2 separate regions of the Mus musculus genome follow, and region 2 is linked to region 1. A link is a loop called in an ENCODE intact Hi-C map of the cell type or tissue named here. Cell type or tissue: left cerebral cortex. All regions are shown on one strand. Links, peaks and the distances in the headings refer to the core of each region. The heading gives the core; the rest is flanking DNA.

Region 1 (5,400 bases), core at 1-5,000:
TTTATTTCTTATAAACTGTCACAAAGACTGGGCAGTGTCCTTTTGACATGAAGTAACCTATCGTCACCCAGAGAACAAGAAGGGGTTGGAGACATTGCCAGTTGTCTAGACAGGAAGTAGGCTCTGGATCTGCGGGAAGGCCTGACAGGCTATGGTAAAGACATGAAGGCGGGTGGCGGCGGCGGCGGCGGCGGTGGCAGCTAAGCCAGGTGGCTGCTCCCTGTGTTGATTCTAGGCTTTTCTTATTTGCCCTCAGATTGAGGATGAGACGCAGGTGTCTCGGGCTACTCAGGGCGAACAGGACAATTATGAGATGCACGTTCGAGCAGCCAACATCGTGAGTGTGGGATGGAAGACACCATGGAGGGGTTGTAGGTAGAGTCCAGAGTAGCAGAGGAAAACAAGGGAGCAATGGGGTGGGCAGAGCCTGTCTTGGGGATTGCCCTCATAGGCACTGGGAGGAGGGCCTTGTCCGTTCTGTGGTGGTGATGAGAGGGAGGGCAGCTGTTCCTGTTGACATGAAGGTTTCCCAAGGCTGCTTGCGAATGGAAAAGGAAATGGTGGAATGAGTCCTGTGTGAAATGTGAGCCTCTTGATCTTGCAGAGAAAGCCCAGTAGGCAGTGTCTGTGCAGTGGGTATCGGCAGCGGTGTGGGGCACAGATGCCTGCGACTGCCCAACCTGCAGTTGTGCCGTATCTGGGAAAGGAGGAGTCAGGAGGAAAGTCGGCATGGTTTTCTGTTGGCTCTGAGTGGAATACGCAGGATGTGTACATGGTGTGAGTGGTGTGGTTGGGAAAGGAAAACTCCTTTAAGTGAGCAAACTTAGCCCACTTGGTCACGGAGGGTACTGATTTTGCCTCCCTGGCTGTGCCTCTGTCCTCACAGATACCTCTGTACAGGGCAGTGTTTTTCTTTGCAGAACGTAAACCAGACTTCCAGGATGCACTGCTGGCTCAGCAGCACGTACACAGAGCAGGGCCACTGTGTCTGCCTCCTTTTATATTTTACCCTGATTACGATGGTGCAGGTTCGAGCTGGTGAGTCACTGATGAAGCTGGTATCCGATCTCAAGCAGTTTCTGATCCTCAACGACTTCCCGTCTGTGAATGAAGCCATCGACCAGCGTAACCAGCAGCTTCGAGCCCTGCAGGAGGAGTGTGACCGCAAGCTCATCACCCTGCGGGACGAGGTCTCCATTGACCTATATGAGCTGGAGGAGGAGTACTACTCGTCCAGGTACAAATAGGGCTGGACTGCCATGCAGGTGCTGCCTGCTGCCTGCCCAGACCAGCTAGGGCCTGCAATGGCCTTGTGTTTTTCCAAGTTCTCCTTGGCAGCAGAGCCCCTGACTAGCTCGTTTGACGGACAGACAGTCATAGCCAGCCACCAGCAGGGGCCCAGGCCTTCCCTTCAATGAAGAGGGATGAAAACACAGGACTTGGTTGTGTGTCAACGGCTGTGGCCAGAAAAGGGTATCCCCCAGGGGGCGAGGAAGCCCTCCAGGGCAACACAGTCTCTGTCTTACTGCTTTAAATCTCTTGTCTGTCTAGACAGTTTAGTCAAGGCTGGATTGGCCCCTTGTGGCCTTCCAGGTCTCTAACGACGTTCACTTTCTGGGACAGCCCTGCCTACTGCTTGCTCAGAGATTCAGTTCCATGTGAATGTCATCAGACTCACAGTGGAGAGGTGGGATGGGGGAGGGGTAAGGAACTCAAGCAGGGTGGCTTTGACTCCTGGGCCCAAGATACCTGGATGTCAGCTCGGCCTTATTCATGGAGCTGGAGTCTCCTGGTGTCAGACCTATGTTAGTCTCAGAGGATAGCAGCAGGCAGGATCTGTCACATAGCTCTCTACAGGGCCACTTAGAATGTTGATACCTGAAACTTTCTGATCCAGAGAGGCCTTGAGAAATCAAGAGTCCAGTGTAAAATATGTCGTCGGAACCGGGCTGGAGAATGGAGGCCTTGCCCCACCCCATTAGCTTGAAGTTAAGGTTCCGGTCAGCAGCACCCTGCCTGACTCCCCCTGGTGGTAGGTTTGCTCCTGCTGCTGCTGCACAGAAGCTGCAGTCAACTACAGATGTCCAGTGCTGCAGTGGACATCTTGTTCCCATCTTAGACTCAGTGTCACTGCCAAGCTTCAGTAGTTCTAAAGTTCTCCAGAGAGTTCTGGGGTTATCTTTGGTCTCAGTGTTCATCAGCTTAGCAGAAAAGTGGGAGTATCTACTGTACCCCAAAGTGGCAGAGACTTAGACCAACCCAGGGTGAGTTCCTCACATCTTCCTGTCACTACCTTGTAGTACTTCAAGGACACTTGAGCGGATGAGTACTGGGACAGTGACTCAGTCCTGTACAAGGGTTGAGGGGATAAATTGCTCAGATAGGAACCCAGAGTGCTGGGTTTCCAAAGCCTCGGCCCCTCTGCATCACGTGCATACGTTTCTGGGATGATCTGTGTCCTCTTTGGGCAATCACCTCTCTCATATTCCTCATGGTAAAGCAGCTGCCCCATGCCTAGGAATTTCCTTAAATGGCAGAGTTCTTCGGTAGGTGAGGCAGTAGGTTTTGTCTGCCCCTATCAGCCTCCTGCCCACACCACCACCAGTTGCCCAGCTTCCCCTCTGCATGGCTACTCTTGCCTGTATACGAACTGCTTGCTCTTTCTGGCTTTGCCTTCCCTCCATTCTCCTGGGGATGCTACTCCCTTTGTCTTGGGTAGTTCTGCGAGAGACTGCTGGGGACAGGCATGGGAGAAAGCTAGGGCCTTGTGCATATTAGACAGCTGTAGAAACAGATGTGGTCCAAGTAGCCACTGCTATGACCACTGAGGCATTGTGCTTGCCTCCTCCTGTCTCTGGCTTTCCCTGTGTAATGTAAGGAAATGGAATGTGTAAAGCCTGGGGCTTAGAGCTGTAGAGCTAGAGTAGTGGTATATAGAGAAATGCTCAGACCTGTATTGCTGACTGTTACCCAGTTAGGCCAGGACCCTGTAGGGATGGAAACAGGTCTGCCACCAGGAGCTCTTTGTAAAGTCTCATCACTACCCTACTGGTAAGGGATGGGTAACAGGTAGAGGCTGATAGGAACAAGGAGAGTCCTATGTGTCAAGAAGGACCCATGGGGACAGTTTGCCTAAGTCACATGGCCTGTTGACACCACCTTTCTTTGGATGCAAGAGTGGCCAGAACCGCTTAGCAGAGGGGCCAGCACAGAGGAGAAGAAGGGGAGGCAGTCAGGTGATGTTCATTTCTTAACTCTGCATCTGTCTTGCTTTCCCCTCCCTGGCTTTCCTCTGCCTGCTCCTGTCACTCCTGGGGGTTTCTTGTGGTGGCAAAGCTCAAGTCTCTGCGAAGCTAATGACCTGCCTCTGTGTGAAGCTTACTGGAGGCTGGACCTCGACGCAGATTCTGCTGATGGCCTCTCAGCCCCTCTTCTGGCGTCCCCGGAGACTGGTGCTGGTCCCTTACAGTCTGCAGCCCCTGTCCACTCCCATGGTGGTGGCCCTGGCCCTACAGAACACACCTGAGCCTCTTGGGGTACCATCGCAGGGTAGCCCTCCCTAGGGCCTAGTTTATCAGAAAGGAAGTGCTGTGGATACCCAGCACAGCCTAGCTTTTTTCAGTTTTAGCTCCCTTGGGGACTTTGGGATCAGGAGCCACTGTAGCCTCAGGAACCTGTCCAGGCCAGGGCCAGTTCCCCGTGATGGTTGGGGAATGCTGTCCAGTTATTTACAGCAGGTGGCTCCCTTCCTGACTGCCAGTGGAAGTTTGTCCCATTGAAGACCTTGAATAGGGAGGGTGGTTGGTGATAGGAAGACAGCCTCAGTTTGTTTAGAATTGTGAGGTATTCAGTGGACCTTAGTCAAGTCCAGTTACCCATCCTTAGGTTCAGGTTCTATAGAGAGCCCTGTCCACTGCCTGCTGCCTGGAGCATAAATGTCTCTGCCACAGCTGACTGTCCAAGATTGTGTGAGAGGCAGCTAGCCAGGGTGTCTTCCTGGATTCTCCCACCATTTCCTTCTGCTACTTTTGAGATGAGACTGTTGAATAAAACATTAGCTTTTTGTGCTGTTGTCTGTCTTTCTTGATTAGTCCAAGATTGCCCTTGGGTTCCTTGAGTAACAGCCCCTCCTTTTTTTTTTTTTTTTTTTCTTATAAAAGTGGCATGGCACTTTTTATTTTTACAACCAGAAAATAAGTCCCAAATTCTCAGTTCAGAGGCTGTAGTTGAACAACAGAAAGGGGGTAAACAGGTACCAGGTAAGACTGGGGGCCCTGGCCCGCTCAGCCCAGAGAACCCCAGGTAGCTAGCACAGAAGTTCTAAGTCTAGTAGTGTCCTCTGCTCTGGTCACTTCTCCTTCAGGGGCTCAATTTAGCCACTTGGACTCCAGTTCGGGGCTGCCCTGAGATGGGGCTGGGGTGGTAAACAACCCCTGATCACAGGTAGTATGGGCTGTGGGACAGGTGCAGGCCCAAAGATGTCTCTGTAGTAACAGGTGTCAAAATCAGGGCTGAACACTGTTATAATGGAAATAAAGAGTCCAGATGGGGGCTTCCAGTTTCCCTACCATGCCTCTGGGGTGGAAGAAGAGCCCTTAGAGGTGGGGAAGCAGCCACTGAGCCACCACCCCTTCACATCTCTCATGTGGCTGGAGGATCTTCAAGTAGACACTAGCATCATCCCACAGCCAAGAAAACTGTGACCTGAAACCTGGCCAACCAAACCCACAGTGTGGCCGAGTCACCTAAGCCACTGTGCTCAGGGCAGGGAATACTACATTGATGGGAAGAGGGAGTAAGGGGGAGATGGGAGAGTGAGGCCTAGGCTGGCACTTCATCACACATGTCCACCACATACAGGCATACATATACACACCATTCACACCTGCACACATGCGTGAGAGACTCAGAGATGCAAAGACAGTGTTGGCAATAGAGACACCAAAAGACGCCGAGGGATTCCAACAGCTCCAAGTCCTTAGAGTGGCTGGGTAACCTCTCCCAGGAGTTGTCCATCACAAAGCAGCGCATGTGAGGAGCACAGTAACACCAAGAGGCCTGACACCCATGGAGGGAACAGTGGGACGGCCCCTCCTTATATAGCTTTGGGTTCCTGGCATCTAGTAAATCCGTGACATAAAATAAATGGATGAAGAATCCGCTAGTACTGCAAGCTATATGACTGCAGCACCTGTACCTTTGATGCCACCTATTTTTGCCATCCTACTTAGAGCTATCATGCCTGCATCTTAGAAGGACTGGCCTTGGGCTTGGAAAGGCTGAGGTGTCTTGCTCAGAAGCGAAGATCTTAGAAACCGGGAGCTCAGACCCCATTGCCCCTCAGTACCAGGCTCACGGCTGACATACAGAAACCATGGTTCTCGGGCAGGTATGTGCATT
Region 2 (5,419 bases), core at 247-5,246, 590 kb after region 1:
ACCCATCTCTACACTGCGGTCCTGACCCCAAGCCATGTCACCTCTGGAGCCACTTTCAAAGGATCACAGCTCTGTGCCACTCCCCTTACAGATGCCAAGAACACAAGAACCAAGACCCAGGCACTGTCTGCCACATCTCAGTCACTGTAGCAGCAGCTGACTCCACACTCTGCTCGTGGCCTCCTGATCTCATCTGTGTGTCCCCTTAAGTCTCCTGGTGTCCTCTAGTATCCACAACGAGCTGTCTAGCTACCTGAATCTCTGCCTGCCCCCTTCTCTGCAGAGCAGACACCTGGGACTGATCCCTGGCCCAAAGCTTGAGAGACCCTTGCTCACAGCTCCGCACTGCCCAGCATCTCACAGAAGGAAGTTACGCTGACTTTCCCTCAGCAGCCAGGGAAGGGGTGAGAGGGAGTAAGGGGCAGTAGAAGCTGCGAAGGGAAGAGATATCTTAGCTTCAGGAAAGGACCTAAAGGTCAGGGTTGCAGGGCTACCTGGGGAATTGTGCTGTCTGGGACAGCGCTGAGGAGAGAACACAGAAAGAGATACTAAAGTAGGGGACCAGCATTGTATGGCCATGTGGCCACAGAGGCCTTGCCATGCCCGGGCACCAGTAGCCCCTACCCTAGGTGCACCTTTTGTAAGGCCACTCCAATGTGGGCTCCCCTGCTAACCCTCCCTTCCCAGCTTCACTCAAGCCTTAGCCTCTTCCTCGTGGGGCTGGGAGTCCAGAAGAGGACATATAAGGACTTCCTGGCTACTTGTCTCTGGGACCCTCTAGCCCAACCCCCTGTTCTGGCCTCAGTGCCAGTGTACCAGAGATTCTCAACAGAGACCCTCTCCATTCTGCCCCACCCCTCTCAGTGTTCCTGCCTCCCTGAGCCAGCCCCTCGCTACACTCCATGAGGAGCTGGCCATTCAGGGACATTATCTGTGGCTCTTCTCAGCTCTTCAGCCCCATTTTATAAGTATCAAACCCTCTCAGTCAGATACCAGTAAGAATGGGGATGCTCGTGGGACAGTGGATGATTCAGAGAGTGTCTCCCACCAAGACATCCCATATCAGCCCAGGGAAGCCTGGCTGTGACACAACAGGTGGAGGCCAAACAGCTCACGGGCCTCCTGGAAGGCTCAGTGGGAAGGCTCTTGGCTGCACAGCTTAAATCTGGTCCCAGCTCAACCCTCTGAGCTCAGCTTGGGTTTCAGCTTGGAGGGATGCCAAGCTGAGCACAGGGCCTCAACCAGTATCCTGAATACTGTTCCTAACCAGTGAGAGCTACACAGGGGCTAGGGTTCTACCTAGTGAGTCACCTCAAGGGGGAACTGGGAGCAACTGACACAGCTTTGAGACCTGTGCTCTGAATGTCCACCTCCCTCTCTTACATGCGAGCACTCGCACACACATACATACACACACGCACACGCACATGCACACACACGTTGCAGTCTGCCTAGTAGACACCTCCTTCTCACAGGGGTGGCTGGCCCTGAGTTAAATGTGACCCCACAGAGCCTCTGCTCCCAGGGGACTCCAAGAAGCTGCTAGCAAACCTCTTACCCTTGCACTAGAACTTGGAGGAGGGTGTGGGGCTCAGGCATGATCTTCAACACCACACAATGGGGACACTGTCTCTGAGCTGCAGCATTAGAACACTGTATTAGAACGGGACGGCAAGGATCTGTTCGCCAGGCACCAAGCCCTCATTTTGCTCTTTGGGGGTACTAGGCAGAGCTTGGCTAGCTGATGAACCACCCCACTTGAGTAGATTTCTTCAGGGTTGACCCCTAACAGGGAGACCCCAGATATGGGGAAGGGCTAGACGAGGTGGGGGCCAGAAGCTAACTGAAGGATGCTGGGCCTTCCTTTAGGTCTGATGACAGCCCCTGCCCAGAACTCAGGCCGGTCCAGCTCAACCTGAAGCCAGAGTGAACTGACAGCTCTGGTCCACTTCTGGGATCAGCATCTCACCGGAGAACACCCTCATCCATCAAAAGGGAGTCACCAGGGAGGCATGGAGCCAGGGGCAGGACTATCCTGTCATTCCCAGTGGGCGGGCACACAGCACAGACCGCTCGATCACCTGTGAACCTGCCTGGAAGGCAAATGCCTTTGTAGGGAAGCACACACCCACTTGCCTGGCTCAGGCCCAGCTCCTTCTGGCCTAGGGCTGGGGATAGCTAGTGAAGGCAGGGCCCCATCATGACAGCCTGGGTCGTGGCCATGCTACACCAACACCGGGTCACGGCAGTGTCAGGCTTGAGAAGAGAACTCCAGATAACGAAGACTGGCATCCATGCTACTCAGGGTCCCGCAGAGCCGGGTGGTGGAGTGCCCGCCCCGTAAGCCCTTTTGGCATCAGGACAGGGTTGCAGGCAGAACCCAGTCCCAACCCCTCTACCGCGAAACTGATCTTTGGGCCCTGGGCCCCGCGCCCCCACCGCTCCCTACGCAGATCCAGGGAGGCGCGTCCCCGGCCACGTTGCGCGTCGCCGCAGCAGCCTTTGTTCTGGGCCGGCAGCCTCCCGCCCGCGTCTGCCGCTCAGGTCCCCGTTCCCATCCCGGTCCTTGAACTACCTGGAGTAGAGGCGCCTGGAGGCCGGGCCCGGGAGCTCCTCGGCCACGGGCGGGGCCGGGCTCGCCATGAGTCGGGGACGCGCCGAGCAGGAGCACCGCCCCGCTCTGCGGCCGTCCGCCTGCCGATCTGCCCGCCTGTCCGCGCGTCCGTCCGCCTGTCCGCGCGTCCGCGGGAGACGCCGAGGAAGTGATGTGCTGGGGTGCCGCCGCCCCTCCCGCCAGAGCTGTGATGTCACCGCCGCCAGGCGGAGGGAGGGTGGGGAGGGGCAGGCGCCCACCGGCCACCACTGCGGCGGTCCCGCCTACCGTGGGGTGGGCGGGGCTCTGTCTTTGAGGTCCAGTGCAAGGAGAGTCCTGCTCTAGTGTGGACAATGCTGTGTTTCCTTTTCTTTGGGGGGGAAGCCCTGCTAAGCCTGGAGTTTAGTGCTTTTTCTTACACACACACACACACACACACACACACACACACACACACACACACACGAGAGTTTGCTGTCACACACACATCCTGTTCCTTTCCTGTCACCTCTTGTGGGGTACAGGCCATGCAGATGCTCCTGGGGCTAAGGAGAAAACAGGTCTTCCTAGATGGAGTCAGGGTGGGAGGATGCTGTCCAGCCCTAGGCAAGTCTCTACCTTCCTAGGGCTTTCACCACCAGATTTCATGTTGAATTTCATCTGTGAAATGCAAGCGTTTGGAAAACATACTGGAAGAACACCAGGAGCCCACGTGGGAGGCTGGCCGTTGCTCATTCATCTGCCTACCCTCCTCTGAGTTCTCCCAGGACCCTGAGGATCTGAACCTCGGAGTGATCTTTCTTCATCCAACTTGAGTAGCCTTGGAGCCTTCACCTCAGCCAACCCCCAGCCAGCCACAGGGCACCATCTGGACAGCCAGTTCCATTGGGACTCACCCAGGTCTCTGCTCTTCTCTCCAGGCCACTCTAAATCTTCTTGAAAACGTAGCTGTGACCCTCAGTGGAACAGGAACATGTCAGGGTGCAGACTATGGCAGTGTCCTTGGCAGTTTTTCTGCACCCCTGGACCCTGGTCTGAAGAGGGACACCATGCCAAGGTCACCCCAGACAGACCCTGCAGACGCAGCCCACAGTACAGTGGCTTCAGGCGGAGAAAAATGGCAACAAAAACAAACACAAGATAAAACTGGGCTGTTGGCCCTGAGCTAGTTTGTTTTCCTAGGAAGGAGCAGGAGCGAGCAATGAGAACCATCTGTGCCTGGGGCGAGGCGCAAGCTTGCTGCTGTCCCCACACCTCCCCCTAAGACCACAGGAGCCAGGGCTTGCTCTCTCTTGGCTAAGGCAGAGTGTGTGTTATGGCTGGCCAGGCACCACCCACGTTTGCTGAAGTCTCGGGCCTGGTCCCTAGCAGACCCTGGCTCTGGAATGCAGGCGCTTCCTGGTTGCCTTCAAAGGATACAACATACACATGGAGGCTGCTATGACCCACTTGGTGTCAGACTGGGCTTAGATTCCCAGGCCTTGGTTTTAGGAGGCCCTTAGAGACATACTGCAGCAATACAAGCCCCTGCGGGCCCCCAGCTTTGCCAAGGACCAAACCAATGAGCCCCATATGTGATGTTACAGGGTTCTGTTGTTAGGCCCACAACATTCTACTGGGGACAAATTTGCTTCTTCCTTGAGTCAGGAAGAGGGCCACAGGTTGCGAGTCAGCTCTGAAGCAAGCTGTCTGAGGATTCAGTTTCTGTGTTAGAAAGACATGAACTGCCGGGCATGGTGGTGCACGCCTTTAATCCCAGCACTTGGGAGGCAGAGGCAGGCAGATTTCTGAGTTCAAGGCCAGCCTTGTCTACAAAGTGAGTTCCAGGACAGCCAGGGCTATACAGAGAAACTCTGTCTTGAAAAACCAAAAAAAAAAAAAAAAGACACGAACTTCAAAACTATCTCTGTCCCTACTGCTTTCTCCAAGCTTCTGTTCTGTCACCCACAAAGGGTCTATGAGGATGAGGCCTGTGTCGTGCTTATGGTTCCTGGCATACAATGAGTACCTCTGGCATCAGAGGACTATTACAATTGTATTTGATCCTGGGGAACCCTACAGTCACTCCTGGCACACACTCTACCACACAGCCAGGGTAGCTTCTGCCATCACAGGCCTCTTTAGGTGGAATGTAGTAAGAGTAGGCATGGAGAAGCAGGCCCAACATTGGGGACACTTGTGGGAAAGGGCAAGATGGGCCTAGAAGAAGAGGGACCCTTGGGATATCAACCCACATCTCTGTGGGCCTCCTGCTAGCTCTGAACACACACACACACACACACACACACACACACACACATATGAACACACAGACACACACACAGAAGGAGAGGGAGAGGGAGAAGGGAGGGGCAGAGAGAGAGAGACTCGGTTCAGCCTTCGAAGGAGCTCCCCCCCCTCCCGCCCCCCGTGTATACAGCGAGGACCTGGTTATCCTCTACCTATAAAGTCTCTGCAGCAGCTGAATGGTGGTTTTCTCCCTATGGAACATTTGAGAGAAGAAGATTCTTTTCCATGTGGGAATAACCCCTAGCTATGTTACTGATACTGGGGAAGAGTGGAAGACAGGTGACTTCATCACCGCCCCATGTCAGGTGAGTGAGGGCCAAGGAGTTCATGTCAGCTCCAGTCATCTTCACACCACATTACCAGGTGACTTCCTGCAGTCACCGACTTGTGCCTGCTGTGGTCACTTGATGGTCTGTGGCATGCACAAGGTGGCAGTAGTGACTCATTCCAGGTCATCTCCCTGGGTGTGGGAACACAAGGCAAAAGTTTCACAGGCCTAAACTTCACCTTGCCCTGGACCTATAACCCTGGGTCAGG

The links. Peaks named below come from ENCODE experiments on the same cell type or tissue, not always from the same donor. Only the 100,000 strongest peaks of a DNase experiment are listed, where the experiment ranks them.
Region 2: a loop joins it to region 1, with 2.9 times the contacts of the local background. A loop is called at or near these places in 2 of 42 quality-filtered maps.

What each region holds. Positions count from the first base shown.
Region 1 is chr2:26,903,930-26,909,329 of GRCm38, reverse strand. Med22 (mediator complex subunit 22) reads left to right here. Exons shown (of 4, transcript NM_001033908.1): 2 at 257-337; 3 at 1,029-1,237; 4 at 3,337-4,063. The coding sequence ends at 3,526. Among named protein-coding and RNA genes, the nearest start is that of Surf6, 3.7 kb to the right of the region's middle. In left cerebral cortex, for the core only: a CTCF peak has its summit at 2,016 (motif pointing left); a DNase peak (open chromatin) is centred at 2,043.
Region 2 is chr2:26,312,877-26,318,295 of GRCm38, reverse strand. Gpsm1 (G-protein signalling modulator 1 (AGS3-like, C. elegans)) reads right to left here and starts at 2,763. Exons shown (of 14, transcript NM_153410.5): 1 at 2,576-2,763. The coding sequence starts at 2,643. It overlaps Gm52505 (a long non-coding RNA gene), which reads left to right. Exons shown (of 2, transcript XR_003953775.1): 2 at 1,870-2,947. In left cerebral cortex, for the core only: a CTCF peak has its summit at 2,792; DNase peaks (open chromatin) are centred at 2,122, 2,737, 3,245, 3,859 and 1 more place; H3K4me3 peaks cover 1,778 bases; H3K27ac peaks cover 2,188 bases.